Regions from separate parts of the Homo sapiens genome. Here region 2 is linked to region 1. Evidence: chromatin loops called from intact Hi-C (ENCODE). Cell type or tissue: mammary epithelial cell. All regions are shown on one strand. Links, peaks and the distances in the headings refer to the core of each region. The heading gives the core; the rest is flanking DNA.

Region 1 (15,070 bases), core at 2,931-10,930:
CCCTGCAACCTCCTGGGTCTCTTCCTCCCTAGTCCAGGACACTCATGCTGCCCTCTGGAGGCTCTAGAAGTGAGTAATGCGGATTGGGCCTGGCCAGGGTGGAAGGGGCCACGCTGAGTGTTTGGCAGGGCTGGCCCCACCCTGTTAAGGATTCGGGAAATCTTGTTTGAGCTCTGAGCTGGCAGCTCTGTGTGTAAGATCCCTTCTCCCTGGGTCCTGAGGGAGCCACCCGAGGAAGACTGGGCAGGTGGGTGTTTCTGGGGAGCGGCAGTGGACCCCCTGCCTCCCCCTGAGGAAGGGCCAGCACCTTCCTTAGCTGGGGCTCTTCTCTGTGTGCAGAACAAGCCCAGCAGGTGATTTCAGCTCCTGCTTCCCCTCCTCGGGGAAATCCTAGGGAATCTCATTCTGCAAAGGCAGCGACCTGTCTCATAGCAGGATTTTTAATTTGGATTTAAGTGCAATAATGGTTACTCATTTGATGCGCCATTAGTCACATTGCCCCTTAATGAGAGATTGTGTGTTTTTCCTGCCTGGCTTTGTGGCTTGCTAATAAAGTTCTATGGACATGCAAATGTTTATAGAGGCTCACCGAAGGCAAGGGTGGGAATTGCGTGCAGCTAATTAAAAACCTCCCTCACGCTCACGCACACACATCTCCTCCCAGGGAAATTATCTGGGGGAGGGGAGGGGACGGCAGCACAAACCTGCGTTTTCGGTAACAGCACGTGGGAGCCCATTTGGTCGAGGGCCAGAGAGGATGTGGAGGAAGGGACGCCGGAGTCCAAACAGAAGCTGAGCAGGGCAGGGCAGGGCCGGCTGAAGGGGAGGGCAGCTGTTCCAATCCCAGGTGTACCCTTCCTGGCTGTGTGGCCCAGTAGTCAGACTGTGTGTATGTGCACGCACGCATTCAGAGTGTGTGCTGGCTTAGAATGCATTCTCCATTGGAGAAGATTTTGTAACTCTCTTACTGTTGCAGAGTCCTGGCCAAGAAAATCAGGTGGTTTGGAATTTTCGCCCTTAAGTGGAGCTAGGGGTACATCTCTCAGGAGAGGTGACCCAGAGAGGCATGGGTGGCTCTGATGGGGTGGGGGGAGGGGTGTCACTCATGGTTGGGGGAGGGTGAGTGCTGGGCCTAGGGGTGGGGGCTGTAGCCTCTTCCTCTTTTTGGTACCTGGTGGGTGGGGAGGGGGCTTTCCTTGATCTGACCTCCACCTGCGGGCCGTGAGTGCCTCTAGTTAACCTAGGCAGGGTCAGCCAGGGTTAATGCCGTGGTCAGGGCATGGCAGTCCCATTTGATGGTTCAGGGCTGTGCCCAAGGCCCCCGTGCTGAGACCCCTTTGTGATGCTCGCCAGGGTTATCTAAAACCCATCACACTTTGGGGGCCCTGCAGGAAGGTTGGTTCCCACTTCTCTGTCTCTCCTTTATGTCCCTCCCTGACCTTGGACCACACCCAGGTCCTCCCTGAGGCCCAGGAAGCAGCTCCCAGCCTCCAGTGCCCGGCTGCCCTGGCTGACCGGCGTCTGGTGGGCGTGGGCTATTTAATGAGGGGAGTCAGTGCCGGATCCCTGCTTTCCTGTCTTGGCTCCGTGGGAGCTGGTAATAGAGCATCCACTTGCCTCCTCACCCCCGCAGGACACGGCTGTTTGCTGGCCCTTGAGCCAAGCTCTTGAGACCTCCCAGCCCCAGTGGGGGGCCTGGCCAGGGCTCTGATGGGGCTGGGAGAACACAAGAGCTGGACCTCAGTGAGGCTGGGGCTTGTGAGAAGTGCGGGGCCAGGTCCAGCTTTTGAGGGAGGCAAGCAGGGTGTGTGTGGGATCTTTCACAGCCAGGCCGAGGGGCTGGTGAGTGGAACTGGGACCCCAGACATGGCTGCAGCCTGTCCTGCCTTCCTTGCCCCTGCCCCAGCCCAGCCCCAGCCTGGGCCTCCCCTGCCCCTGCAGTTTGTTTGGGTAACTCAACAGCCTGCTGATTTATGGGACATTCCGCAGGGTTTTATCTGCCCAGCCACTTTCTCTCAGTTCCTTTGAAGTAGAAAAGGGTGTTTCGGCCAGAAACACCCAAAACCCTTTAGTGATGCAGAAAGAAAAGAAAGGCCGGGCCTTCTGCTGGGCCGGGCCAGGGGAGGGGCACTGTGGGACTGACCAGAGAAGTTTATGGGACCTGTGGATTCATTCTGGCTCCTGGTCCCAGCCCCAGCCCCAAATTCTGGGGGTCGGTGGTGTTTGCTTTGCTCTTAAGCAAAGGGTCTAAGGCCAAGCCTTCCTCCCTCCCTCCTGTGTGCAGGAGTTAGTTACAACCCCACAGCTTGCACGAGTTCTCAGGGATTCAGAGGCAGCACCCAGGACCTGCTTTAGGAGCTCCCTGCCCATCCGATGGGGGAGGCAGCCTGGGCGGAGCATCCCGAGAGAGCCCCGAACCCGTGGGAGGTGGGAGGCCTCGCCTGTGGATGTGGCCCCATCTGCTGCCGATGGCTGGCCCAGGCCCTGTGAGTGGTGCCGTCTGTGCAGGGACCCAAGGGCAGGAAGTTGGAGCGGAGGAGCCAGGGTGAGTCACGGGGTGGGAGAGACACTCTCTCCTCACTCGCTCTCACTGGCTCTTCTTCATTCATTCATTCATTCTGTTTATTCAGCCATCCAACAAATGTTTACAAAGCCCACGTTGGAGAGTGGATCGCTGACATTTGAGCTGGGGAGAGTGAAGATCGATTGATCCCGGCTCGGGGGATGGATAAGCGGTGTGGAGGGGAGGGTGGAGGGGTCCTCCGGGGCCGTGCCTTTGAGCAGCCCCTGCTGCCGTGAGGAGCCATGCCCAGGGCCCTTGTCCTCCTCAGCCTGGCCCTCCGTCTAACCCCTCTCCTTCTCTCCCCTGCAGCAGGCAGGCTCCGGAGAGTTCCGCACGCTGCGGAAAGGCTTCTCGCCCTACCACTCGGAGTCCCAGCTTGCGTCCCTGCCGCCCTCCTACCAGGACTCCCTGCAGAACGTGAGTGTGCACCCCAAAAAAGCCCACATGTTCTGGATGAGGGGCTGAGGCTCAGGCGGGCCAGTGACCTGCCCGGAGGGGCACAAGGATCTGGGTGCCTGAGTTCAGCCCCAGCCCTAGGCCCTGTGTCCGTGTCCCATCCAGTGTGGCAGTTAGAGGCGGAGCCCCAGGTGGGTTGACACTGCTGGAGGTGCGGGGCAGTCTCCAGAGGCCACGTGCGCAGGGCTGCCCGTGCCTAGCCCCTGTCCCTCTGAGCAGCTCATTAGCCTGTGCCACTCCTTGGCCACGGTGGGGAGAGGGTACCCGGCCAGCCCTGGAGCTTGGGGTTCAGGTTTGTGGATTCTGCACTGAAATGACCAGCCTGATGCCTCCAGGGGTATCCTCTGCCCCTACCTGGCTGACCTGGCCTGGAGGGAATGGGGTGGGCGGCTTGGAGCCAGCTCCCGGGAAGTGGAACCTAGCTCAGGACTGTGCCCTGTAGATAGATATGATGGCAGTGGGGAGCCACAGGAGTCCAGGCCCACTTGCCCTCCTAGGACTGGGGGCCTTGCCTTGTGGGACTTCACGCCTCCAGGAGCCTTGGTGGGTGTGTAGCGGATGCTTGGGAAGCATCGGCTGTTCTCGTTGCGGCACCTGCAGAGCCGTGTATGGAGGTGCTTCTTGGGCAGCACGTGCGCTTGTAGCAGCTGTGCCCCTTCCTGCTCTCTTCCCTGCACCCCTTGCCCACAAGGCTGACCCCAGGCCCCCGGTGCAGAGCTTGCTGGGCCTCAGTGCTGGCTGCTGGCTCTGCGATTTCTCTTTTGCTGCCCTTCCACCTTCTCCAGGAATGCAGCTGTAGAGCCTGTGCAGGCAGCAAAGCCCGCCAATGGCCGATATTCCAAGCATTTATCCGGAGTCCCGTGGCTGAACGAGGCTCTAACTGTTTCATGGTGGAGGGCTCTGAAAAGCCAAGGGATGCCCTCACGGGGCTGGCTCCTTAGTCTTCATGCCCCGTGCCTCTCATTCATTCAGATCGTGGGAGGGAGTAATAGCAGCTAGCAGTTACTCAGTGCTATGTCCTGAAGTCTTCCGCGTGGCCTGCAGGTTGGGAAGTGCTGTGCAAGCACAGCTCTCACATGTACCAGGCCCGCCAGATGCTGTCTCCCTGCAGGCCTCTGGAGAGCACACCTCAGGCATGGGCCGAGCCTCAAGGCCTGAGAGTGCGGATAAAATGCTGTCAGAGTTCAGGAATGTTCAGGAAGGCTTCCTGGAGGAGGCAGCCTTGGGAAAGGGTTTGTTCCTCTTGCCTCCTTTTTTCCTCTAGACTGCTCTGTGCATGAAGGGGTGTCCCCTACTTTGGAGAGGAGGAAGTGAGGCTCACAGGGGTGGGGTGGATGGCCAGGGCCCCATGGTGAGTGCGTCCTGGTGCCTGTGTGTGCCTAGAGGTCAGGGGCCAGCGTGGGGGCTGTGCAGGGGTCGCTCCTCCATGAGGCCAGGAGGCCGGGTGATAAACTGAGGTTCAGGGGCCATGATCAGGGCTGGTCGGCGGGCAGGCCCCCAGGAGTGGGATGAACTGAGGTGCAGGGGCCGTGATCGGGGCTGGTCGGCGGGCAGGCCCCCAGGAGTGGGATGAACTGAGGTGCAGGGGCCGTGATTGGGGCTGGTCGGCGGGCAGGCCCCCAGGAATGGGATGAACTGAGGTGCAGGGGCCGTGATCGGGGCTGGTCGGCGGGCAGGCCCCCAGGAGTGGGGGTTGAGGGGTCAAGGTATCTCGTGGGAGGGGCCGATGAAGCCTGGAGAAGTGGCTGCTGTGGAGGGGCCAGGGCCAGAGGCCCTTGCTGGGGCCTGGAGAGCCCATGTCTGGCACTTGGACCCCCGGGGAGAGTGAGGGGGTTATCCAGAGAGGGCCGTCTCCGGGCTCAGACACTGCCTGGCACACAGGCCCTTCCAGACCCAGGCAAGTCTCCTTTAAGGCTACCTGTGGGTCATGGGCACATTGAGGGCATGCTGGAGAGTCCCTGGGTAAAGCAGGTGACTCTCTGGGGTGGACACCCCCTCCCTGCCCACTGCTGCCCATACCCTCCATCCACTGGCTGTCAGGGCAGGTGCCCAGTGGAGGGTGGGAGGTGGTTTATACCCATCAGCCTCCTAAGGGAGGACACTCAGACTTGTGCCGTCATCACAGTAGAACATTTTCATCACCCCAGAAAGACACCCTGTACCCATCGGCCGTCACTCCCGTCCCCCTTCCTCCCAGCCACCAGCAACCACCGACTGGTTGGTGCTTTCTGTTTCCACGGATTTGCCAATTCTGGATATTTCGTATAAATGGAATCACATGACGTGTGGCCTTTTGTGTCAGGCTTCTTTCACTCCAAATCTTGTTCTCAGGGTCCAGCCACAGGTACCCTGTATTGGTCTTCATTGCTTTTCATGGCTGAATACTATTCCATTGTGTGGGTGGAACACATGATTCCTTCATTTGTTGCTGTACATTTGGATCGTTTCCATGTTTGGGCTCACATGAATGGTGTTGCTCTGAGCGTTTGGCGACAGGTATTTTGTGGATGTCTATTTTCAGTTCTCTCTGGTGCACACTGGTATCCTCACTTTGGGCACCAGCTCAGGAGTCCCACAGACTTGGGTTTGGCGCCCAGCCCCATTGTTTACAAGCTGTTTGGTCTTGGGCAAGCCATTCTCTTAGCCTCACTCTCCTTGTCTGTAAAGTGGGCATGTAGGCCAGGCTCAGTGGCTCACGCCTATAATCCCATCACTTTGGGAGGCCAAGACAGGAGGATTGCTTGAGTCCAGGAGTTCAAGACCAGCCTGGGCAACATGATGAAACCCCATCTCTACCAAAAAAAAAAAAAAAAAGCTGGGCATGGTGGTGTGCATCTGTAGTTCCAACTACGCTGGAAGCTGGGGTGGGAGGATTGCTTGAGCCTGGGAGGTCAAGGCTGCAGTGAGCTGAGATGGTGCCACTGTACTTCAGCCTGGGCGACAGAGTGAGATCCTCTCACTCAAAAAAAAAAAAAAAAAAAAAAAAAAAAAAAAGGCATGTATGAACATGTAAAAAGATAGTGCCTGCTGGGAGCAGTGTGGCAAGGACTCAGTGGGCCCATCTGCCCTAAGTGGGTACCTAGTCAGTGGGAGGTGTGTGTGGCCCGAGGGGGCTGAGTTCTAGTACAGGTGGGGGCCCCTGCACCCCGGGAATGCCCTGGAGGTAACACTAGGGCTTTGTCTAGTCCTGGTGTCACTTTCAGGATCCCGGGCCATGCCCTCGCTGGCACCCACCACTGCCCAGTGAGGCGGGCAGGAGAGGGGCGGCTTGCACAGCCCACCCCCACGCTCCTGGCTTCCCTCCTGCCTGTGCTGCAGAAATCCCAGCCCCCTAGAGCCGGGGGCTGTAACAGGACAGGCAGCCCAGGGGCCTGGTGCAGATGAGGCCAGAGGTGCCAGGGGCCGGCTGGCACATGGCCTGTGTTCTGCAGCGGAAGGTGCAGGAAGGTGTAGGTGCCCAGGTCTCCCAGGGCCGTATGTGTGCGACTGGCGCCCCCTGCTGTCTGGCGCGGGGAGTGCCGCCTTGCGTTGCCCCAGGGGGAATCCCCAGCGTCCCTGTTGGGTTCCCTACACTACAGAGACCCAACAGCCTGGGCTGGAGTTAGGGGTCTGCACACACCCTGGGGCAGAGGACCCTTTCTATTGTCCAGACGAGGAAACCGAGGCTCAGCGTGGGTTGAGCCCCACCTCAATGACGCTTTCCTAGACCCCAGGGCTCGGGGGGCCTCCGGAGGTAGCAGCTCCCAGGCCCCCTAGCCTCAGGGGTGGGGCCTGGTCTCCATGTGGAGGCGGGAGCCGGTCAACCTGCAAGGCCCTGGGAGCAGGTCCAGGCCAGGGCGGGCGGGGAGGGCACCAGGGGTTGGCTGCCAGGCCTGCAGGGGGTTCCAGGTCCTGAGGGTCGCAGAACCCAGCCCTGCAGTGTTAGGTGGCCCCATGATGCAGGCCTGGGTGGGTGGGATTCCAGCCCAGCTCCCTGAGCTTGCCAGGCCGTTGGGAGGCGTCATCAGGGCCCCATTTACAGAGAGGGCGGCAGACTCAGCTTCCATGGTTGGCCCAAGGATTGCCAGAGGTGGGAGCCCCGAAGATGTCCTGGAAACCCCGCTTCCAGGGCCCACAGGGCACCGCTGGGTGTTTTCTGTCTGGCTCTGGGCACTTGTAAGTTCCTCCCAAGCCTCTCCCAGCATCTTGTGACCTGCTGGTTTCTGTTGGGCCCCTGTGGTCCCCACTGCAGCCCGAGGCAGAAGCCCTGCACCTGGCTTCCCAGCCACATGGACCCTTCCAGGCAGGAAGCTGGGGGTGGGACTGCCTGCCCCTGGGTAGACACGCAGCTTCTGACAGAGGCTGGGTCCCCTCCCCAAGGCCTGATGTGGGAGCTGGGCACCTGGCAGCCAATTCATCCCGCAGGGCTGGGAGGTGGCAGCTGGGAGGCAGGCCCCAGGGAGTGCTCAGGGCGAAGCCGGCCTCGCCCACCGGTGGCTCCAGGGTGGGCAGGGGAAGGGAGTTTGGAGTCAGGTGCCAGGGTTAAGTCCAGACCTTCCTGGTCTTGCTGTGATCTGGGTCTCTTGCCCTCCCTAGGCTGAACTTACTTTCCTTGCAAAACAGACGCTAGGTCTTATCTGTGGGGTGTTGTAGAGGAGCCTGAGAGGTGTGGGTGGGCCCTGGACTGCCCCTCTTGCCTCTGTGCTATCAGGGACCATTTCATCTGCAGAAGACCTGGTGGGCGGGACTGGCCAGACTGGCTGTGGGCTCCTTGGGTCTCCATCCTCACACCTGCCTCCTCTGCCTCACCCCGGTCCCCTTTTCCTCCTGCCTGGGCCCTGGCCCCTCAGAATGGGGGCCTTGTCTGAGCCACCGGTCATTCCTGTGGGAGCCAGCCAGGGTGAGCTGAGATGTGTGATTGCCTTCCCCAGGGCCCGGCCTGCCCCGCACCTGAGCTGCCCTCGCCCCCCTCTGCTGGCTACAGCCCTGCAGGACAGAAGCCCGAGGCTGTCGTGCATGCCATGAAGGTGAGGGCCACTACCCGCTCCCTCAGAAGTCCTCAGATGCTGGGTGCACTGTGAGACTGTGGGACCTTTGCACCTAGGGGTATCCAAGTGGCAGGGGTGGGAGGTTTCATCTGTGTGTGGGTGGCTGGGTGACCATGGCTGCCTGGAGCACTGTGAGGTTGAACTCAGAGGTGGCAGTCATAAGTGTGTCACCTGTCTGCCATCCCTGAGCTACTGCACCTAACAAGACTGAGGCCTGGGGTCGGGGAGGGCAGGCACCCAACTAAGGCCAGAGAGAGAGGGGCAGGAGTGGGGCTAGAACTAACCTCAGGTCTGCCAGGCCCAGCCTCTGCAGGTGCAGACTGGTGAGTCCGATGGGCTCCGGTTCCTCCAGGCTGTGCACACCTGAGCACAGTCCCCACTCCCATGCCCCCCTTCCTCCTACGTACGTGCCCCATGACATCCCACATGCATGCACGGCCACGCCTACTCACACCCCCTCCACGTGGCGAGTGCCCACTCATCTCCAGCGGGCCCTGGGTTGCAGTGAGTCCACCTGTCTGAGGGTCTTCCTTGCCCAGCCTGTCTACTTCCTCCCGGGTGGCCCAGCCATGAGCTGCTTCCCTTGTAGGGCATCCAGTGTCAGCAGGGTGAGATGACAACCTGCCCCTCAGTTTTTTCCACGCTTGTCCCCAGGGGCCCAGCGGCTCAGGGTCCTCAGCTTTGGTTCGCAGCAGGGGAGGCTGAGGATCAGGGGCCAGGTGACTTGCCCGAGGTCTGCCGGTGGCCTCTGCCCCTGACCCCGAGACCCGTTCCCTTCAGGTCCTGGAGGTACACGAGAATCTGGACCGGCAGCTCCAGGACAGCTGTGAGGAGGACCTGAGTGAGAAGGAGAAGGCCATCGTTCGCGAGATGTGCAACGTGAGGCTTCCAGGGGTGGGGGGCAGAGGCTTGGCACTGGGAGTGCGACCAGGGCCACCCAGCATGGCCATACCCTTCCCCATGTGGGACTCCATTTCTCGAATGCTCAGCGAAGGCTGGGTGACCTTGGATAGCTGGGGGGAGGCCTCAGAGGTGCTAGGAGCCCTGGCCCGTTGTCATCTCGCTGCCCCCTGCCCTTCCCAGAGGGCCCCTGGTGTCTGCAGATCCGCCCTCCCCAGGAGTGCCGTGCCTGGGGTTCTGGATAGAGCTTGAGCCCCCCACCCCCCCGGGACTGGTTTGTTCACCCCAGGTGTTCCCTGGGTGCTGGCCCCCGGGCCTCTCAGCTTGCTGGTGCCCCCTGTGGCTGCTGGCTGGGCAGATGGTGCTCAGAGCAGGAGGTCCAGGTGGAACCCTCCAGCCCACCAGGCTGGGGCTGCCCAGGAGAGCTCCGTGCTCGACCCAGCTGAGCACCATCGGCGGTCTCCTTGGGGGTGCTTGCAGGAGCCATCGGGGAAGGAGTTTCATAGGGTCTGAACCCAGGACTTAAAGGGGGGGCGAGAGGCTCTGAACTGTGCAGCCCCTCCCCCGCATCACCTAGTGGGGCCTGTGGACCCCACTGGACAGCTGCAAGGCTGAGCCACACCCCAGCAGTGACCTGCTCAGGCCCGATAGTTAGCGCGGCATGCAAAGACCTGGTGTGGGTGTCTCTGGGCCTGCAGTGGCCTCCGTGTCCCTCCTGGCCCCATGGCTCTGAGGACGTGGGTGATTCTGCCGTGATGAGGCGGCGGATGTGCATAGGCGGCAGGTGGACGCGGGTGAGTCCCACCACTCACATCTCTCTCCTCTCCACAGGTGGTCTGGAGAAAGCTGGGAGATGCAGCCAGCTCCAAGCCCTCCATACGGCAGCACCTGTCTGGGAACCAGTTCAAGGGGCCTTTGTAGGGCCACTCTTCTGTGGACGTGGACTGGCCCTGCTGGGGGTCCCCAGGGGGAGTTTCAGGCCCCAGACACGGGCAGGACCTCCAGCCCAGCCCCTGTCTTCTTCCTCTGTGGTGAACTGTACATAGGACGCTGCCCGCCCTGGCCCAGCTGCCATGGGTCCGATGCACTGGCCCAAGCCGCCATCTCCCGCCTCATACACCAGCAACCTGGGAAGACGAGACGCTGCGACTGTTCCTGCAGCAGAGCGGCCCGGACGCCTCATTCCCCCTCTGGGCCCTGGGCTCCATGAGCAAGAGGCTGCAGGCTGCTTCTGAGATCCAGCCTGGGAACTGTCCAGGCTCCTCTGTCCTGCCTGGGATGGAGGGGCCACTCATCAAACCCTCTACTCCCCGGCTGCCACCCACACTGGACAGAGACCACCACTACCTGGGTCTTGACGCAGGTGGCACCACTTCTTGCCCAAATGCCGTGGCCTGGCCCCAGGCCCCCCAAGCACTGGGTCCCCGGCATGTGGACAAGGCCACTCACCACATCTGTGGCTGGCTGGAGGCTGCCCTGGGCCCTTCCTGTGACCCTCAGCCTTGGAGGTCAGGGTGCCCTCACACCTGGGGATCTGTGCTCAGCCACCCGATGCCCGCTGCTCCTTGCTTTTGGAGGTCATCCCCCTCCCCCCCAGTCTCTGCAATGTCCCCCTGCCACCCTGTCCAGGCTATGCCCTTCTTGGGCTCCTCCTGCCCCATGCCTGAGGCACGTCCCTTTTCGTGGTTTACATGACAGGCCAGTAACAGGAAGGGCCTGGGGAGAGTTTCTGGGCTGAGCCACATGTGATTTTCCTGATGGGCAGCACTGGGCCACAGCTGGGGCTCTGGTTGGCTGTGACCTCCCCCAGGGCCTGGCTGCATCTTGGGTCCCTGTGGACAGAGCTGTGTAGGCTGCAGATGAGAGTTCTGTTCTTTTTGGGAAGGAGCGTGTCTGGCCAGGTTCTGCCTTTAGTTTGTGGTGTGACCTTTAGCAGTTCACTCAGCCTGTCTGGGCTCTTGGTGGAAACAGGTCTCTGAGGTTCCTTTTCGGCCATGCTTATGGCTCCAGGTCATCCAGCGCCACAGGGCAGGGGTCCTCACTGAGGGGGCGTGAGCCAACAGCCGACGGCTGAGGGCGGGCCGGGTGGAGCTGAGTTCTGCTGCCTTGCAGTCGCTGCGGGTGGAGAGTTGCCTCCCCACTCTGAGCCCGTGTCCTCAGTAGTAAAATGGGCAGCATAAGGCCCTCCTCACAGGATTCTGGCATCAAGTGAGATCTTCAGTGTAAATGACCATGTATAAACTGTAAAGTGCAATAGAAAACTGTGTGTGTGAGGAAAGTAAGGCCTAGAGGGGGTGATGTGTGGCACATGACAGGGATTTTGATCCCACAGCTGCAGCACGGGGACAGGCCGCTTCCCCACATCCGCTCATGCCACTGTAAGCAGCCCTAGCTCTTGGGTCCAGGACCTCACCAGGTCCTCGTCAGACTCCTGTGCTCTTCCAGGGGCTGCTCAGCCCCACCTGAAGAGCCCAGAGAGGCTGTCTTCCTACCCAGCAGGTCTCATGCAGGCCCAGGGCTGGGGATGCAGGCAAGAGGAGGGAGATGGCCGCCCTGTCCCTCTCCCTAGCTGGCGGCTCTATTCTGAGCAGTTCTTGCTGCCCGTTTGCTCTCAGGGGAAAGGCTCACGCCCCCCATCTTAGCCCCAGGGGGGTAAGTGGGTGCTGGTGATGGGATGGTGTGGCGCTCCTGCCGTGGGTGTTGCCAGGAGGCTCTTTGGGAAGGAGTGTCGCCCGGTCAGGTGGTGCGCTCCCGGTCACTAGGGGTGTACACGTGAAGTTGGGTGAACACCTGCTGCTCATGGTACCCAGTGATTCTTGCCCGAGTGGGCAGCTGAGCAGAGGCCCCTCTGGGTCTTGCAGTCCAAAGAACCGCAGAGTAGCCCAAGGGCTGTGGGTCCATTTTGAGTGGCAGCCAAGTCTGGGAGCCCGTGTGCATCATGTTTGGGTCAGGTTGGCGTGGCCACCACTGAAATAAGCAATAAGTACGGGCTCCTGGTACCTGCGGATCTCCTGCAAACAGGCCCAGAGAACAGCCTTGAAGCCACCTTTCCCCTCAAGGGGACTGACCCTGTCTTTAATGCTGCAGTGGCATCCAGGGATCAGTGGAACATTGCTTTGAGAACCCTCCTGCTGTTACGGAGGCAGCACAAAGCTGGTGACCCCTGAGCCAACACGGCACTGGGATGGCTTTCTAGGACAGAACCCTGTCGGCGACTGTCACATCTCAAACTAATAGCTGATTTTAAAAGCCAGCAGCAGCGACGCCATGTACCTGAGTACAGGTGGCAGTTGCAGAGCCGTGGGCTGTAGAAGGTCAGATGGGGCTTCCCACAGGGGAAATCTGGGCATGCTGTAGCTCAGGGTGACTCCCAGCTCCGTCACTAGCAGGGCGACCCCCTTCCTTCTGGAGCCTTAGCTCTGAAAGCCCCCAGTGGGGGTGCCCTTTCAGATGCCCCCTTTCCATTTCAAAGGCTCTGACTCTTGATCTTGAAGCCGGACGCGGCACTGGCACTCGGCTTCAGTTTCCACTGTGACAGATGGAGGTCTCCTTTCGCCCCAGCCCAGGTGGCCAAGCCCATCCTGGCCTCAGAACATGCTGAGCACATTTTGTAGGGTGGCACCTTTTTATCCAAGTTACTAGCTACACATCAGTGTTTAAAGAGAAAAAAGTGACCTTTCATTTTTTTTTTCTTGAAACTTGAGGAAACAAGATACATACTACTGATTTTTTTTTTTTCTTAAAACTAAATGCATGACTGCAGAGCGGTAGAGGTGTATATTTTTCATACTGTGGGGCAAAGTATTTGTGCTGCTTTTTGGAGATGGACTGGAACGTCTGGTTTCTGTCCCCGGGCCCGGCAGCTACGTCTATTTTCTGTAGAAGGTGCCACAGTGAGACCTGGAGCCACCCCTTCCTGCCCTGGCGCCGTTTAGAGCTGGGAGCCCGTGGACTCCCGGCCTGTTTCTACCTTCTATTCAACCACTCTGACGTGGGGAGACAAGAAGAAATAGAACTTTTTGATAGTGTGGTAAAAACATTGATTTGAACTATTTTAGTAAAAGGAGTAACAAACAAGATTGTGATAGTGTCTACTTTGAGCTAGATAAATAAAGGCCTCTTTGTGAGCCTCCTGGCTGGGTGCTCAGTGCTTGTTTCTGTCGTGGGTGGCAGGGTCAGCAGGCAGAGACAGGGCCAAGGCCCCTCAAGCACCGCAGATGGGGGCTCAGTCGGGGCCCCTTCCACAGACAGAGCCGTGGCCCCTCAAGGTGGACAGTGAGGCCGCTGCTCCTCCAGCTGCCTCTGTCTCATCACAGGCCAGAAGTGGAAAGGGTTTCAAATCCAAGCCCCCGGGTTCCTGTGTGCGTTCTACGCAGCAAGGCTTCAAAGTTTCAAACTGGTTTGGAACTCAACCAGGTCCTCCAAAGGAAACCAAGGCAGGCACAGGATGGGGGCAGGCTGGCTTGGCAGGCAGCTGTGCGGATCCACCCAGAGTGCCTTGGGAGGCAGTGGGGTTGGCTGTGGCTGCTGTGAGCTGCAGCCAGGCCTCTCCCGCGTCCCCAGGGTCTGGAAGGAGGGCCTCTGCACATTTTATAAGCCACAGACTGCGAAGGCCTGGAGCCCCACCTTCCACCCATAACAAAGAAAGGGATAGTTTCAGAACTGCTTTTATTTGGATAACTGACTGAAGGAGTCTCATTTGTAACCAAGATGGAATTCACAGTATGTTGTTACATTCACACTTAAAAAATATATCTCTATGTACAGGAATTTGCAAAGAGATGTAAACATACATTAATTTCCAAGTACATTTCTCCCCTTCTCCCTGGAGGAAAAAAAAAAAGCCATCCAATGAGGCAACCCCTTCAAAATAATTTTAATACAAAGGATGCAAACATCTATAAATGAAAAATGTGGTTCTTCTGCCCCTTCTGGGTGTCATGGGAGAGAATGTCACCGAATGAAAATGACAACAGCTTGGCTTCAGATGGAATTGGACTATTTAAAATTGAGTTTCCAGGAAAAATAGGCACTGATTTCTAGAAGGAAATTAACTCCTTACCGAAGCTATTTATTGAGCCAATATGGCTGGTTAACGTCCTCACTAGTATAAAGTAACCCAGTGCAGGACTCTCAGACATTAGCTGAACCAAGTGTACACAGTCAGACTGCAAGGGCACTGATGAGGCTACTCTGAAAGCTGGTTGTCCCCGTCCTCTAGGTGTGAGGACCACTCTGATTTTATCCCAGGGGCCCGGTCCATTCTTCCCATACTGCAACTGTCGTGCATTATACAAGGTACCCTGCTGCTTACCCACTTCAACTACTCTGCAAGTCGATTAGAAAATCTTGTTAAAAAAACAAAGAGGGAAAAAAGGCTCACGTTATCTCATCCAGGCTGCCCGCCCCAGCCCCCCAACTGGAGGCATGCCGGGTGGGGGAATGGGCGGGGGCACAGGAGGCTGTCCTCCAGGGGGGACGGCAGGAGGTGGGTAGCTGGCTGGCGGCAGGCCCAACCCTGGAGGAGGATGAGGGGGGACTGCGTGGGTAGGCGGGAGGCGTGGGGGTGGGGGTGGGAAGTTGGGGTTGTAGGTGGGTGGGGGTGGGGGGTAGCCAGGAGTAGGGGGTGGGATGGCAGGTGGGGGGAAGGAGGCTGGGGGAGGAGGCACAGGTGGCGGGGGCGGGTTGGGCGGGTAGACATGGGGGTGGTAGGGCAGGTGTGCAGGTGGGCCGTAGGCGGGGGGCAGGGCACCGTAGGAGGGTCCCTCGGTCTTCATCATGGACTGCAGGCTCTGGTAGCCCTCTCCAGACATGTAGGAGCTGGTGGTGGACATCCCGGTCATGTAGCTGGAGGGGGGTGGGGGCGGGGGCCGGTGTGGCAGCGGCGGTGGCTGGTGCACAGGGGCCGGGTGGGCCGGAGGGGGAATCTGGACTTTGGGGAGGTCAGTGGCATCCACAGGGCCCGGCGGCTCAGCCTCACCTAAGGCAGCAGCGAGGGGAGGCTTCCGGTCTGCAGGAGAGAGACGCATCAGTGCCCGGCCTCCGCCAGCAATGGTTGCTTTTTCAGTGCCTCCTGGCCCTTCAGGGCCATCTTTACAGAGGAGCAGGGAGCAGCTGCCCGCCT
Region 2 (15,070 bases), core at 7,071-15,070, 210 kb before region 1:
TGCTGGCCTGTGGATGGCTAATACTTAACCTCTCTGAGGTCACACACGAAGGAGGGCTGCCCTGGGTCACTCAGCACCAAAGGCTCCCACTGCCCCTAGACAGGCCTGTAGCATCCAACAGCTCGGGACTCCTACGAGCAGGGCAGGGGGCCACGTTGGCACGATTCACCAGGTCATCTCAGAGGTGTTCCCATATCCCAGGGCCACTCCAGGCATCTCATACCCTTTCCAGCACTTGTCTGCCCTGAAATCCAGGGAAGGGACACCACGCCAGGCCCCCCCACCTCAGAGAGCAGTGCGACCTCCTTGGGGACTGGGATGGCATAAATTGGGGGGCGAGGCCTTCTAGGAGAAACTGAGGTGAGAGCTGGGGGTGGCTGGGACAGGAAGAGAAGGTGGACGCTGCCCTGGTCCCTGGTGAGGGGCCCACTGTGAGGTCTGGGGGGGGGTGGGCGCAAAAAGCTGGGGTGCTGTCTGGGTTCTGGGATGCCAGGGAGAATTGAGTGAGCAGTTGGGTGGCCCCACTAATGTTTGCAGGCCCTATGCTTGGAAAACCATCCTTGACTTCAGGCAGAGAGAGGTACTTGGAGAGCCAAGTACTTGGGGGCCTTTTGGGGACACCAGGGATCTGTCAGCTCACCCAGCTGAATGTCTTGGTGAGAATCAGAAGCTGCAGGGCATTGGGGGAGGTGATAAAGACGGGGGAACAACTTCCCAGCACACGCACTTACAAAACGCACCAGCAAGGGCAGCCATGTCTCAACACACGAACAGGGTGACTGTGGCCCAGAGCAGGGCAGTGGGACTGGCGGAAGGTTACACAGGAGGAGAGACAGGGTCACTCTGCTGGCTGAACACTTCTGCAGGTTAGAGGCCTGTCCTTACCATACCTGCTGCAGCAGGGCAAATGCCCATCTGTCACAGAGGCTCACAGAAGTTAAGTGACTCACCCGAGGCCACAGAGCTAGGGAGTGGTAGAGCTGGGATTTGAACCCTGGTCTCTGATGGACCTGCATTCATTGCTCTGCTGAAAACAGAACAGCCTGCTCTTCGGTGCTTAGGATTGTAAAGTTGCTTTGCTGGAAACTTTCCCAAGCATGGGTGCAGCTTACAGCACAGAGACCTGGATTCTCTTCCTGCAGATTCTGGCCAGGACGGAGATGGGTAAATCACAAGGTCAAAGGCAGGAAAAGACAATCAACAGACCCAGGATGTGTAGAGCCAGCATCTTCTGAGGCCCCATCTATGCCAGGCAGGTGCCAAGCACTTACAGATCCTATTTCCAGACCCAGTGAGAGAATTGACGAACCCCCCATTTTAAAGATGAAGAAACTGAGGCTTAGAAAGGTGACGTGACTCTGCCCCGAAGAGACAGAGCCAAGCCTAGAATGCAGGCAACTGTAAAGGAAGCGCCTTTGCTGGCCGTGGTGTGTGGGCCGGTACTTGATGCAGGAGAGTTCCTGCTATAAATACGGTGCTGACTCCCGGGTAACCTTAGCTCCGGCTCACCCACCCAGGCACAGGGCCATAAATCCAGGGGCCGGCCACCTCCTGCTGTGCTCCTGCTCTGCAGAATTTTCCTGACACCCTAACAAGGCACTATGTTTTTCTCTACAGGTTGCAAGCTATTGGAGGCAATGTTGAGCTAGCCAACCCTGAAATGAGAGCTGCTTCTTCAGGTGCAAGCCAAAAAGCCCCACAAAATAGCCAGCCTCGCCCTCCTTGGGTGTGCAGGTGGGACTCCCGGGAAGAGGGGCCTAACCTGGCTTCTGTGCTAACAGGGTCTGAGGAACTGGGTTCGAATCCCTGCTCTGCCATTGACCAGCTGGGTGACCTCACATGTGCCTCTCTGAGCTTCAGTGTTCTTAGTTACACGGTGGAGCTGATAGCCCCCACCTCCAGGTAATAAACAAAACAGTGTGTCCAGGACACAGTGGGTCCTCTGCTCCCCTCATCTCCCTCTCTAGGTTGCTTATGTATTGGTGAAATAATAAGAGCTATAACCACTAACAATAAGCCTGGCGTTATTTTAGGTGTGTTACATGCTGTTAGCCATTTAATCCTTAGTGCACGTTGAGGAGTTAATGTCCCAGTATTGTCCCCACCTAATGGATGGGGAAACTGAGGCACAGTGCCCTTGAATAGTCTGCCCTAGGTCACACCAGTCACGAGTGGAGAGCTGAGAATGTTCCCACTGCCGACACGGCTTGGGGATCGGTTACTGAAAACAGGTGAAAATATTTCAGAGCAGTGTCCTTGGAGCAACCACTGGTTGCTGCCGGGCAGGAATCCTAGAAAGGCCTGAACTTCACACTGTGTGCTCCAGAAGACCCCCTTCTACCCATAAGTAAATATACCTTCCTGCACCAAGATGCCGCCTTTACTCCTGCCAGCCAAGTTCAACTTCAAACCCACATATTAGAGACAAAAGACCGTCACGTGGCATTCTATAGATGGGAAAACCAAGCCTGGAGCCTGCCCAGGGCCACCTGCCCACCAGGGCAGACAGAGCCAGCCTGGAATCCAAGCCCCACCTCCCAACCCAACTGGGCTGACCCTCTCCTAGATGGGGAAGGGATGGTGAGGCCCACGTCACCTCCCAGCCTCCAGGCTGCGCACACACGTGCATGCTCAGTGCCCATTCCTTTGCTCCGACGGGCTAAATATTGTCCTGGCCTTCCTGAAATACCCATCTCCATGCGGGTGGCTTTACAAACTGCTAAAACCAGGGCCATGTCCCTGGTGGAGAGGGAGAGCTATTCCGGGTTAGCGTCAGGTGTGGGGCAGGGCCAGCCAGAAAGAGCTGTCTGCTGGCTCCCGGGGCTCCCGCAGCCCCGGCGGGCAATTTCTGGCAGCCAGGACAACTGGCACCCAGTGGAAGAGGGTGAGGTCAGGCCCCTTCTGTCAATGTACCCCTCCCCAACACACACACACACACACACACACACACACACACACTCTCTCTCTCTCTCTGTCTCTCTCTCTCACACACACACACACACACACACACACTCTCACACTCTCACTTGCTCTGTTCCAAATCCTACCCAGCCAGGCCAAGGCGCTGGCACTGTTCATTAGTAACAGGGTATCTGCAGGGTGCTGTCACCCACGATCTGCCCCACACCCCCCAGGAGACCCTGATGAGTTCCGAGAGCCTCCGAGGTGGGGTTTTATGGAGAAGGAATCCACGTGCCAGCGACAATCGGTGGCTTACGAAGGAGGCCCTGCTGGAGGAGGCCAGACCTGGCTGCCTGGGCTGCCTGGGATGCCCATCTGCTGCCCAGGGTGCCCACCTGCTGCCAGCACGCAGGGCCCTGAGCACTCAGTGCACCCCAGGCACCCACAGGCGCTTTCACACAATATCATAAATTTAATTTTCACAGCCATTGGGGGGTTAGGACCACAGTCTCCATTTTTACCTGGGGACACGGAGGCTCAGAGAAGTTAAGCTACCTGCCCAAGACCACCCAGCCTGGAGGTGAAATAACTGGAATTTGAACCTGGACAGCCTGACTCCAGAGTCCCCCTGGATTTGGCCGTCCCCAGCCCCCATTCCGCCAAGGCTGGCTCTGTAACTGGCAGGAGCCGGGGGCAGCCAGCCAGGCACATAGGTGGCCAGTCCCCACCACAGCCTCTGGCCTCAGGCAGAGCAAAGGGCAGTGGGCAGACCCCAGAATCTGATCGCCCTTCTGCCTGCCTGTGTCGCTGGCCATTTTCAACCTAGAGGATATGAGGGCACACAGAGGGCCTGCCTGGTGCTGCCGGACCAGGGACTCAGAACGCCCAGAGGTCTCAGACTTGGGGAATCAGACGGAAGCTGTGTGCTCTCCCCCGCCGTTAAGTGTTCACACACACTCGTCTGCATGCGGTTCCAGTGGCCCACGGCATCCTGAGCCCACCCATGGGTCCCGTCGCAGCCCCTGCCCCTCTGTCCTGGGTCAGCTCTGGCCCCGGCTGCCAGCCCCAGGAGAGCTTGAATCAGGCACAGCTTCCTGCACTGGCTACACTGGGCAGTCAGGGGGTGTGGCGGAACCCAGCTTTGAAAGTCAAGCTCCCCCCTTCCAGCGGCACAGGCCCCCCAGGCGTCGGGCAAGGAGGAAGGGGGTCCAGCTCACAGCTGCCTGCAGCCTGCGGGGGCCCCAGTGCCCTCGGCGACTGGCGGCCTTGGCTCTGCAACCGGAGCCACAGCGGGTAAATATAGCGCTGCCACTCACCGGCGGAGGGGCCCTCGCCGTCCGACATGGTGTGGAAGATGGGCGGCCGGCTGGCCACCAGCCTGCAGGGTCACTCAGAGCCTCAGCGGCTGTCACCCACCCAGCAGGGCTTGGGGCTCCTCCGCGTCCAGCCCCAGGCAGCGTCCCGCCCCGGCCGGCCTGGCCACCCCCCCATGCTGGGCTGGGCAGATAAGAACGTGCTCAGTGCCAGCAGCCTGTGCGATTGGTGGATAAATCTGGGCACTGCCCTCCCCCGCCCAGGGCCTCTCTGGGGCAGCCCCAGGATGTTGCTTGAGAAGCCACTGCACCCTTAGGTGCTTGGTCAGTCCCCAAGACTCCAGCTCCTGGGGACTTGGGAATGCCTGTACACTCTTTCCTTGGGAACGGTTCCACCCAGCCAGCAAGGGACGTTTACGGACATTTAGGGAAGGAGAATAACAAGTGATGCTACCACTGAGTACATGCCCGGGACCAGCAGTTATGTGAAGTGTGGCCACCCCTGTCATCTCACTGCTCTCCAGAGCTGCTGCGACCATCATGTCCATGTCACAGAGAGGTTAAGGGACCCACCCAAGCCACCGGGTCAGTACGGGGCGTGAGCAGGATCTGGAGCCAGGCTGTCTGTCTCCAAGGCTGCAGGAAGGCCGTCCCTTGCCTTTGATTGTTTGGCCAAAAGCAGCCAGCACTTCGGGCATCTACTGTGTGCTGAGTGTGCCACGTGTTGGGGGTCGACAGGGGATGGAGACAGGATCCCCAGGGGCAGTCATGTGGTCCTGGCAGAGTGTGGGTGCTCAGGAAAAACTGGTTGAAAGAATGCACTCCAGCAAGCTCTTAGTATGCTCTTGTGTACCTGGCTCAGAGCCAATCCAGCCCCTCCCCTGGTCCCCACAAAGTGCAGGGCAGGACCAGCCAAGGGCTGGAGATCCCAGAGGCATCACCCCAGGGTTGGGCTTTGCTGGGCCCCCCAGGCCCTAGGTCTACCTAGTTCTGTATGCAGAGACCAGAGGGAATGAAATGGCTTAAAGAGAAGGGAGAGAAACTCAATCTGAGAGATCCAGGAGGGCTTCCTGGAAGAGCAGGCATTTGAATTATCTTTAAGTGAAAATAAAGTTAGTTCTTTCTTTCTTTTTTTTTTTTTTTTTGCCACAGGGTCACTCTGGGGTGCAGTGGTATGATCACAGCTCACGGCAGCCTCAACCTCCTGGGCTCAGGTGATTCTCCCGCCTCAGTCTCCCTAGCTGAGAACACAGGTCTGTGCTGCCACACTTAGCTATTTTTTGTAGGCGGGGGGGGGGTCTCACCGTGTTGCTCTGGGTGGTCTTGAACTCCGAGCTCAAGCAATCCTTGTGCTTCGGCCTCCCAAAGTGCTGGGATTACAGGCATGAGCCACTGTGCTCAGCCCAGAAAGTTTTTTTTTTTTTTTTTTTTTTTTTTTTTTTTAGATGGAGTCTTGCTGTTGCCCAGCTGGAGTACAAGTGGCGCCATCTCGGCTCACTGCAACCTCCGCTTCCCAGGTTCAAGCAATTCTCCTGCCTCAGCCTCCTGAGTTGCTAGGATTACAGGCACCTGCCACCATGCCCGGCTAATTTTTGTACTTTTAGTAGAGACAAGGTTTCACCACGTTTGGCCAAGCTGATCTTGAACTCCTGACCTCAAGTGATCCCCAAGTGCCTCGGCCTCCCAAAGTGCTGGGATTACAGGCATGAGCCACCGCACCCAGCCCAGAAAGTTTTTTGAAGGGAATAGAGGGTGTTCTAGGAAGAGAAGCCAGCAGGTGTGGAGGTGAGAAAGCCCGGCTGAAGAGTTACAGGGGTCTCTGGCAGGGCTAGAGGTGGCAGGGGTCGCTGGCAGGGCTGGAGGTGGCAGCAAGCCTGAGAAGAAGGATGATGCTTATGGCAGGGGAGGCCTCAGGGCTGGGGAAGTCAGAGGAGGCTTCCTGGAGGAGGGGGCAGATGCTGGTGCTGAGGACTAATGAGCCTCAGGAAAATGAGAGGCGGGTGGAGCAGCGTGCTGGGGCATCCTGGCAGCTCTTCCATCTGCACTGAGGCCTTTTCTGGCTCAGGGACCTGGGGAGTGAAGGCAGGAGGACGAGGCCTCCATGTTTCCAAAGGAAGCCCTATCTGTGGGTGGGGTGGGGAAGAAGGCTGTGAAGTCACAGCCTCCACGCTTCACCCCTGCACTGGCCATCGGAGAGAAAGAACTCAATCTCTATGGTATAGGCATTTGCCTGTGCTGTTCCCTTGGCCTAGGAATTCTCTGTCCTCCTCTTTCCGTGGGAAGCTGTGGCTGCCCCTAAAGGCAGCTCAGGGGCCCTGCTCCATTTTCCCTTGCCCCACACTCCACTCTGCCAACTCCGACCTCACTGTGGTCAGTGCCTAGTCCTGGCTGTGTCCCCCTCTTGGTTGGCTCTTGCTGCCCTGTCAGATAATGAACTCACCATCACTGATGGTATTCAAGCAGGGCTGCGCAGCTGCTGGGCGGGGACACAGCGGAGGGAGCTCAAGCATCATGTAGGGTTAAATGGCTGTGGGGTCCCTCCCAGGTGACCAACTTGTCCCGTTTCCCTGGGACTTCCCCTGTTTTAGCCCTGAATGTCCTCCATGGATCCTGGAAACTGACCCCCCACCAGCTTCAGACAAACCAGGACTGGTGGCCATCTTGGGTCCCTCCTAACTGAAGTTTTCTTTCCTCCTAACTGAAAATTTAATTTTAAGAGAAAAAAGAGAAAGACAAAGCCAGACCTCCCCTGGAACTGTCTCCTCCACCCCGAAAATTCCCCTCGTCCCTCCGCATCCCCTAGGTGTGATTCCAGGACAACTCTGGGGGAGGGGCGGAGGTGGAACCACGGTGCTCTGTGCCTTGGGCTGGGGTGAGGGCGCGGCAGGGAGAAAATCGGGTGCAGGTCAGCAAAGACAGAAGCCCAGTGTCTTCCCCTGCAAAGTGGGAGGAGCCCCGCCTGCCCGGCTGTGGGCTGAACTGAGGTAGCTCTGCGGCACTTGGCAGACTTCGGGTATGCACAGGTGGCATCTGTATCCCCGGGGAGGGGGTGTGACCAGGGAAGGACTGGCGTGAGTCCCTCGCTGGGCACCTCTGCTTTGCCTTGGCGCGGCAGCTGGTGTCAGGCACTGGAGGGAATGGGAGGCATGGACTGGGGGCTGACCTGTCTCCTAGGTCCCACCCCGCTGTATGGGCTTCACACACTGTGGCCCCTCTCAGTGCCTGCTGTCTGGCACACCCAGGCCCATGGGTCAATGCCAGGCAGGGCCTGTGGCCACATCTCGGGTCTCAACTCCTGTCACCCTTGCTCTGGGCTCCCTGGGATGGGATGGGATGGGCTGGGCTGATGGAGGGGCACGCTGTGGGACAGAGGGGGCCAGTGCTGACCCCCCAGGAACCCCTATGAGACTGCCAGAGTCCAACCCGGGGTTCTACAGGTGTGGGATGCATCTTGGTGCTGGACAAACTGGCACTGCAGAAAAGAGCCCCGCCACACCACCCGCCTCCCCGACAGAGGCCTCACCTTCACCCAAGTGGGCTGCGGGACCAGGGCTGGGAGGAGCCTGGTGTCAGGTGAACCCAGGTCAAATCCCAGCTCCAGCAGCCCTCCTGGGTGACGGGCACAAGCCTGGCCCCAGCCTCGGTTTCTTGCCTAGAAGGGGTGATGCCCACTGGGGCTGTGGTGAAGATTAAACCAGGGCAAGATGCCACGGAGGGGCATTCCAGCTCCCCACCCTGCGGCCATCTGTCTGGCTGCCCCTGTGTCTCACCCAAGCAGACCGCCCAGTGTCCACTGGCTGGAGCTGGTTCCCTGTGGCCGGCCACTTCCCCTTCCTGTGTCTGGCTCCAAGTCCCTTCCTGTTTTCTTTATCATGGGAACGTGTGTTGGGGATAAACAACTAGAGTCCCCTGCTCCTGAGGCCACTGCACATGTGCAAGAATGTGTGTAAGTGGATGTGTGTGTGATGCCTGTGTGTCCACTGGGACACGTACACAGGTGCAGTGGGCACGTGTGGGAGAGTGTGTGCATGCAAGGATGTGTAAGTGAACGTGTGTGATGATGCACGTGTGTGCACGGGTGCATGGCAGCGGGCACATGTGTGGGGGAGTGCGTGTGCATGTGAGAATGTGTGGGTGTGTGTGCCCATGGGAGCTTGTGATGTCCACGTGCGGGAGTGTGTCTGCGTGTCGGGTGTGTGTGTGCATGATGCGCCTCCTGCAGCTCACCCTGAAGCTGCAACAGTTTGTGTGCCCGCTGGCCCCCGAGGGCTCACCTATGTGTGATTTGGCTGGTCTCAATAGCTACTCCACGGTCACCATGATGGGGCAGGTGCTGCAGGGGCCTGAACAAGCTCTGGGGGCAGCCTCTCAGGGCCCACAGGCTTGTGGGTGGAGGGCGCTGGTGAAGGAACTGAGGTCAGGAAGGAAGGGCAGGTGGTCAGCGAGGACCTCTGAGAGTCATCCACACAGAGACCTGGGAAGTGAGGAATGGGGATGGGGATGGATAGGATAAGATGGGCCTAGCGGTGGGAAAGAGCTCGGGCACCCAGGAATGGTTCGAGATGGCCAGACAGTGGTGTGAAATCTGGTCGGGCAGGAGTTGGGGTCATTGGAAGGGCATGGGGCAAAGGGAGGGGCACACATATACTGATGCCTGTGGGGCCCAGCCCAGAGCCAGTGCCCTTCCTGGGTTCCCTGAGACACCACAGCATCATGCCACTTCCCAGGGGAGGCTCTGCAGTGACTGCTCACCCACGGTGTGCCCAGGCCCCTCCCCGGCTGCCACCGCCTGGAGGAAGGCCAGTCCCTGGGTTCCCACACTGTTTGGCCAGCCAGCACCAGCACTGGCGGGAAAGTGTCCCTGGAGGGACAGAGGAGGGTCAGTGATCAAAGGTGGAGGGGCAGCCAAGTGTGGCGGGGGTCAGGGAAGAGGCCCCGCTTCCCACCCGTACCTCCCCCACCGCTGACACCTGCTGCCCCGCACTCACCCGGCCCTGGCTGGGCCTCAGGAGTGCAGCCTCTCCCTGCTGGAGACCCCTCAGACTTGGGTTCCCCCTGTACACAGAGCCAGGACAGGTGAGGAGCAGGGAGCCTCACGTGGGGCCTTGGTGGCCACGACTTGAAGGACAATGGATGTCCACACTGGATGGCCCCAAGCTCCTGGCTGTGTGGCCTTGGGCAGGTTAGCCCATCTCGCTGGACGTGGGGTGAGGACAGAACGCATGCCACACGGCAGGGGCCCAGCCCACGGCGACGCGTCTGATGTTTGTCCACTGCCTTGGGTTCAAAGAGACACCTCCTTGTAGTCCAGGTCAGGCCTGACACACCAGCTCCACACAGAGCATGAGACACACACGGATGTGGAGACTCATCCGCACAGCCTCACACACTGGGGGCCAGACAGATACCCGGAGACAAGGGAACAGGAACACGAAGAGGTACGGAGAGACACGCAGAGACACACATCTGCACGTGGGGCTCACATGCACGCACACACGTGCACCTGCTCCAGCAAAGCTCTGCGAGCTGGTTCCAAACACCCAGGGCCCCCTGTCCAGCCCAGGCACCCCTGACTGACCGCTGCCTGGGTGGCCTTGGGCAACCCTCCCAGCGTCCAGGCTCCCAGCCAGGAAAGAAGCCCGCGAGGCGCATGCAGCTGCACCGGGTGTTCCTGGGCTGAGGGTGTGGGCAGCTCCTGGCTTCCTTGGGCTATCCCCTCACCTCTGGGGTGGCGGCCAAGGAGCCACTGTCATTTGGGAGGGGGCAGGGAGGTGATGGGGAGGCCTCCCAGGTTCAGGCTCCTGGGCTCAACAGCAGGGGCAAGGGCCCCAGGGACAGCCCACCGCACCCTCTGCCCTCTGGCCCTGAGATGGGGCAGGCCGCCACCTCTCGGAGCCTCGTCTGTAGCACAGGGGCCTGGAGGTACAGGAAAGCTGGCTCAGGGTTGGCCGTACAGCGCGCCCAACAGTTGACGCTCATGGCCAGCACAGTGTGACTCGAATCATCGGGGATCCTCACCCAGTGTCTGCCACTGGCCGATGGGCTCTTGCCCTGGGCCCAGGGTGCTCCTGTGCGGGCTGCTGCTCATGCCGGTCTCTGCCTGGCCTCGCCCTGGGCCCATGGAGCCCCATCCAGGGCAGGCTCCAAACGGGATGCAGCTAGCAGGTGTCCTGCACAGGGACCTGCAGCCTTACCCTTGGCACCCAGAATTAGCAGGCTGCCTCCCGCAGGGTGGGGGGGACCCCTCTGCCTGGCCACCCGGGGTCTGGTCCCCGCAGGGGCTGCCCAAGAAGTGAGCACCAGGTAGGTGACTATGGTTTTCTCTGGTGAGAAGGATTTACTGGGGAGAGGCTGCGTTCCAGAAGAAATGAGTGTTTTTAAAGCTCCAAGCCAAGGCAGGGCCTTGACTCTGTCCCTCCCCACCCCTGGCCCTGGATTCAGAGAAATGACCCTCCCTCCCACTGTGAGTCCCCTTCCGTCTGCCAGAAATACCCCCAGTGACTGCCGGGGAGGGTGCGGGTGGGGGTGGGGGTTATTTTTGGACATCCAGAGATGCCTGAGGCTGGAGCCCGGGGTGAGGCTGGAGCCCGGGGTGAGGTCCGGAGCCCAGGGTGAGGTCTGGGCAGATGTGAATTTAGTCACTCCAACTGACTGGACCAGCATAAGGCGCTCGGTGCCCGCTCAGCCAGGACTGCCAGGAGGGGCCGGCTCAGGCTTCTGCCAAGTCCCATCCAGAACCTTCCCAGGTGGGCAGCTAATTGCTGGGACACAGGGCATGGTCCTCTGTCTACCCACATTGGCTGTCACTGAAGCCCAGCAGAGCCACCGCCTCCAGCCCCAGCACCCAGAGCACAGAGGAAGAAAACCTCCCACCTGGCCATAGCTGGGCCAAGGCTCTCACCCCACACCCGGCAGCCCAAGGTTCCTGAAGCCACCCCCAACCCAGCCTAGGCTCCTAGGCACCCTAGAGGGCTGGGCCAGCTCAGGGTCTCCAGCCGCAGGTCGCTAGGGCAGAGGGCAGGGAGGTTTCCAAAGGTTTTCAGAGTTCAGCAGCTCAGCCCTGGGTAAGCTAGTGCCTGGGGAAGGCGGGCCCCCAGGAATGTGCAGGCTGGAAGCCTCCTGCCGGGACGCGAGCGTAGATCAAACACGTCCAGGTTTACAGAGAAGGGGACAGGCTCAGAAAAGGCTGCCACTGGCCGAGGTCACAAGAGAGGGAGTGGCAGGGCAGGGCGGGGCCCGCAGTCTCTGGAGCCGCTTAGTGAGGGCATCCCCCGGGCCTCCCCGGTGGCAGCAGCAGCCTGCACCCCGCCCGAGCCCCCCGACCCCACGCACTTCCCGCCAGAGCTGCGCGTTCCCGCCCGGCGCGCCTCCCGGCCGGCCTGCCAGCGCCCCAGACCCAGGCCCGGCTCCCGGCGAGGCCTGCGGACCCACCCGCCAAGCGACCGCTACACCCGCCCGGGGGGCCGTGCCTGCGCCCCCAGCAGCTGCCAGACCTCACCGCGCCTCGGGAGCCCCATCTGTGAAATGGGGGTGGCTATCCCACCCCTACGCCGTGGCCAGAGCTTGCCACTGCCGACCCCCGGCCTCCCCGCTGACCCCGCTTCCGGGAGCGGGGCTGGCGTCCCCTCGGCCCACCCACTCCGCGCCTCGGGACCCTCCGCGCCTGGGGCCGGCGCCGCCCGCTCGGCCTGGGCGGGAGGGCGAGCCCGAGCTCTGCGCCAGCGCGCCACCGTGCGGGTCTTCCGGGGACTGCGCCGCCTTGCCTGCAGAAAAGCCCTCCCTTCCCTGCAGGTGACAATGACCAGACTCACAGTGCCAGAGCCCGACCCTCGTGTGGACACTAATTCCCCTCCAACCCTAGGAAGTGGGTCCTATTATTTGTCCTCCCTTACAGATGGGGAAACTGAGGCCCAGGCAGGTGGGGGCAGGATTTGACCCCAGGTAGCCTTGCTGCACAGCCTTGGGTTTAATCCTATCCATCTTGCCTGGGTCCCGGGGGTCAGCTTCACCTGGACTGGCGGCACCGGCCCATGCACATTGGGATCTACTGGGAGACTTAAAAAGAAAACAGTTGGGCCAGGCGCGGTGGCTCACGCCTGTAATCCCAACACTTTGGGAGGCCTAGGAGGGTGGATCATCTGAGGTCAGGAGTTCGAGACCAGCCTGGCCAACATGGTAAAACCCCGTCTCTACTAAAAAAATATATTAAATACAAAAATTAGCTGGGCGTCATGGCACATGCCTGTAATCCCAGCTACTCCAGAGGCTGAGGAACCCAGGAGGCGGAGGTTGCAGTGAGCAGAGATTGTGCCACTGCACTCCAGCCTGGGCAACAAGAGTAAAACTACATCTCAAAAAAGAAAAAAGAAAAAGAAGAGTTTCTGGGCCCCACCCCAGAGGCTGATTCACCTGGCCCAGGTGGCTTCCCCATGCAGCATGGACTGAGAGCCACCTGCCCCTCACAGAAAGCCCAGTCTATGGAAGAGGAAGTGGCTCAGAAAGGAAGGGCAGGATGGCCCCACCGGCAGTGACAGTGGGGCTGGGGGGTTCTGGCTCTGCACTTCCCAGCCATCTGGGATTCCTGGGGCGTGCAGAAGACAAGCCCAGGCCTGCAGGGATAGGGCATGCTGAGCCTGTGGAAGGCCACTGGATGCAAAGGGCCATGGGTTCAAGTGCTGACTCCACTATGGCCCAGCTGTGGCTCTGGCCTGGACTTCCCCATCTGTGAAATGGGGCATAGTTGGCTCCTGTTTCCTGGCAGGATTTGAAGAAATCATGGTGTGAAGGCTCAGGCTCAGCAACAGACAGATATTTGCCAAATCAGGGGATGGTCAAGCCGGGAACTTGAAGTCTCTGGAGGGAGCCGATCCCTCCAGGCCCCTCCAGACAATGCTGGGTTGCATTGCTGCAGTACTGAGGCTTGGTGGCCTGTGGCCCTTTTAGATGGACTGTGAAGGAGGTGCTGTACTGTGGGGACTAGGCCCAGCCACAGCAGGAGGCAGAGGGCATGGACTGTGGGAAGCGTGGGCAGGTGTGTGGGTACTGGTGAACCTCAGAGACTCAGAGAAGGGCTGCAGAGGGCGGAGTGGGGGGCACAGCAGAGCAGGTCGGGGAACAGTGCCCAGCTGGGGGCTTGGGAACAGGACGCTGGGAGACAGCAGCATTTGGGGTGGCTGTGGGAAGGGGCTGCTTCTGGCCAGGGATGAGTTTGACCAGGTGGCTGGAGGCTGAGCCCGGGCATACCATTCTCAAAGTGAGTGGTGAGTTTGGGGGCCCCTCAGACAGCGAGCTGGAAATGGAGAGGGTGGAGGGTGCAGCTTGATGATGGGCTGGCCAGGTGCCCACGTGGTCAGGCGAGGTGCTAGGGGAGCAGGAGGACCCTCGCTCTGCAAGAACGCTGCAGTTCTCGAGGCATCCCGGGGCCCGACCCTCTGCCCAGAGGCCGGGGTGTGCATTCTCAGGGCCCACCTGGGCTGGGGAGAGGGGCAGGCTGGGAACCCAGACACTTGTCTCCTCCATTCTCAGAGCCACACCAGGCCCCACCTGTACTGAGCATGTCACTCCCGCCCCTGAGTCTCAGTTTCCTTATCTGCTTGATGGGACCATCCCTTGGAGCTATCATTCAAGACTGCGGCAAGGACCGAAGGAGGCCAACAATGCACATCACGGGCCGGCACACATCTGTGCCTTCCCTGTTTGGGGAGGGGGTCTTCCCAGGGGGCACATGGCCCAGGCAGGGGAGAGGGCAGCTTTTTCTTTTTTTTTTTTTAGACGGAGTCTCACTGTCGCCCAGGCTGGAGTGCAGTGGTGCGATCTGGGCTCACTGCAACCTCTGCCTCCCCGGTTCAAGCGATTCTCCTGCTTCAGACTCCAAGTAACTGGAATTACAGGCACCCAACCATCATGCCCGGCTAATTTTTGTATTTTTAAGTAGGGACAGGGTTTCGCCATGTTGGCCAGGCTGGTCTTGAACTCCTGACCTCGGGTGATCCTCCCACCTTGGCCTCCCAAAGTGATGGAATTACAGGCGTGAGCCACCGCACCGGGCCATGAGGGCGCTTTTTCTCTCTGCACAAAGACAAGCTCCCAATGGCCGAAGGAGAAACTCAGGGCAGGACCTCTTCCTTGGATGAGCTCAGAGGACACGGCCCTGGAGAGGAAGGGACGGCTTCTCCCATCACCACCACGAGGGATGCAGTCTCACCTGCCCTGCCCCCCTGCCAGGTCAGGAGGGCAGCAGGTGCCCACAGGCACGGGGCTCAGCTCCACCAAGCTGCTCCCAAGAGAGGCCCAGGGGCCTCTCTGACCTCTCAAATCCAGCTCTCAGAGCCAGTCACCCACCCAGGCCCAACCTCACACAACACCCAGGGGCATGGCCGTGAATACAGCACAGGGAACAGGCTGGTAACCTGGGGCAGTCTCTCCCAAGGCAGCGTTGTCAGGGCATCTGCGGGGCATCTGCGGGCTGGTGGCTTCCAAAGCTGTGCCAGCCTCCGCATCTCCCCCTTTTCACAGACGAGCAAGCTGAGGCGAGAGCGCATGGCCTGGTTCCAGGTCATTCATGCAGTCAACACACATTTATTGAGCATCGACTCTGTGCCGGGCCCTGGGTGGGCACAGGGGGCTCAGAGACAAATCACACGCAGACCCTACCCTTGAGGCGCTGACAGCCTGGCAGGGCAATTGGTCACGTCAACGGACACTCACGATACAGTGTGGTCAGTGTGGTGTTAGAGGTAGCACAGGTGACCGAGGGAGCACAGAGGAGGGGCCCCTGCCGGCGGGGGGTGGCAAGGAGGGCTTCTTGGAGGAGGTGACCCCTGAAGAGGGCTTTAGGGAGTGAGCAAGAGTTAGGG

Evidence for each region. Peaks named below come from ENCODE experiments on the same cell type or tissue, not always from the same donor. Only the 100,000 strongest peaks of a DNase experiment are listed, where the experiment ranks them.
Region 2: it touches region 1 in a loop (6-fold over the local background); 3 of 110 quality-filtered maps call a loop at or near these places.

What each region holds. Positions count from the first base shown.
Region 1 is chr14:99,510,043-99,525,112 of GRCh38, reverse strand. It overlaps CCDC85C (coiled-coil domain containing 85C), which reads left to right. Exons shown (of 6, transcript NM_001144995.2): 3 at 2,873-2,980; 4 at 7,930-8,025; 5 at 8,827-8,925; 6 at 9,778-15,070. The coding sequence ends at 9,867. CCNK (cyclin K) reads right to left here. Exons shown (of 11, transcript NM_001099402.2): 11 at 12,673-14,956. The coding sequence ends at 14,331. Among named protein-coding and RNA genes, the nearest start is that of CCNK, 36 kb to the right of the region's middle. RefSeq lists enhancers at 2,244-2,805, 2,806-3,365, 11,807-12,807, 12,808-13,307, 13,308-13,809. In mammary epithelial cell, for the core only: a CTCF peak has its summit at 6,526 (motif pointing left); a DNase peak (open chromatin) is centred at 6,502.
Region 2 is chr14:99,727,008-99,742,077 of GRCh38, reverse strand. CYP46A1 (cytochrome P450 family 46 subfamily A member 1) reads right to left here. Exons shown (of 15, transcript NM_006668.2): 15 at 14,777-15,070. It also overlaps a transcript of EML1 not described here. Among named protein-coding and RNA genes, the nearest start is that of CYP46A1, 50 kb to the right of the region's middle. RefSeq lists enhancers at 2,116-2,926, 3,738-4,548, 9,657-10,516 and a silencer at 11,838-11,957. In mammary epithelial cell, for the core only: a CTCF peak has its summit at 11,978; no DNase peak of the experiment used is centred there; H3K27me3 peaks cover 614 bases.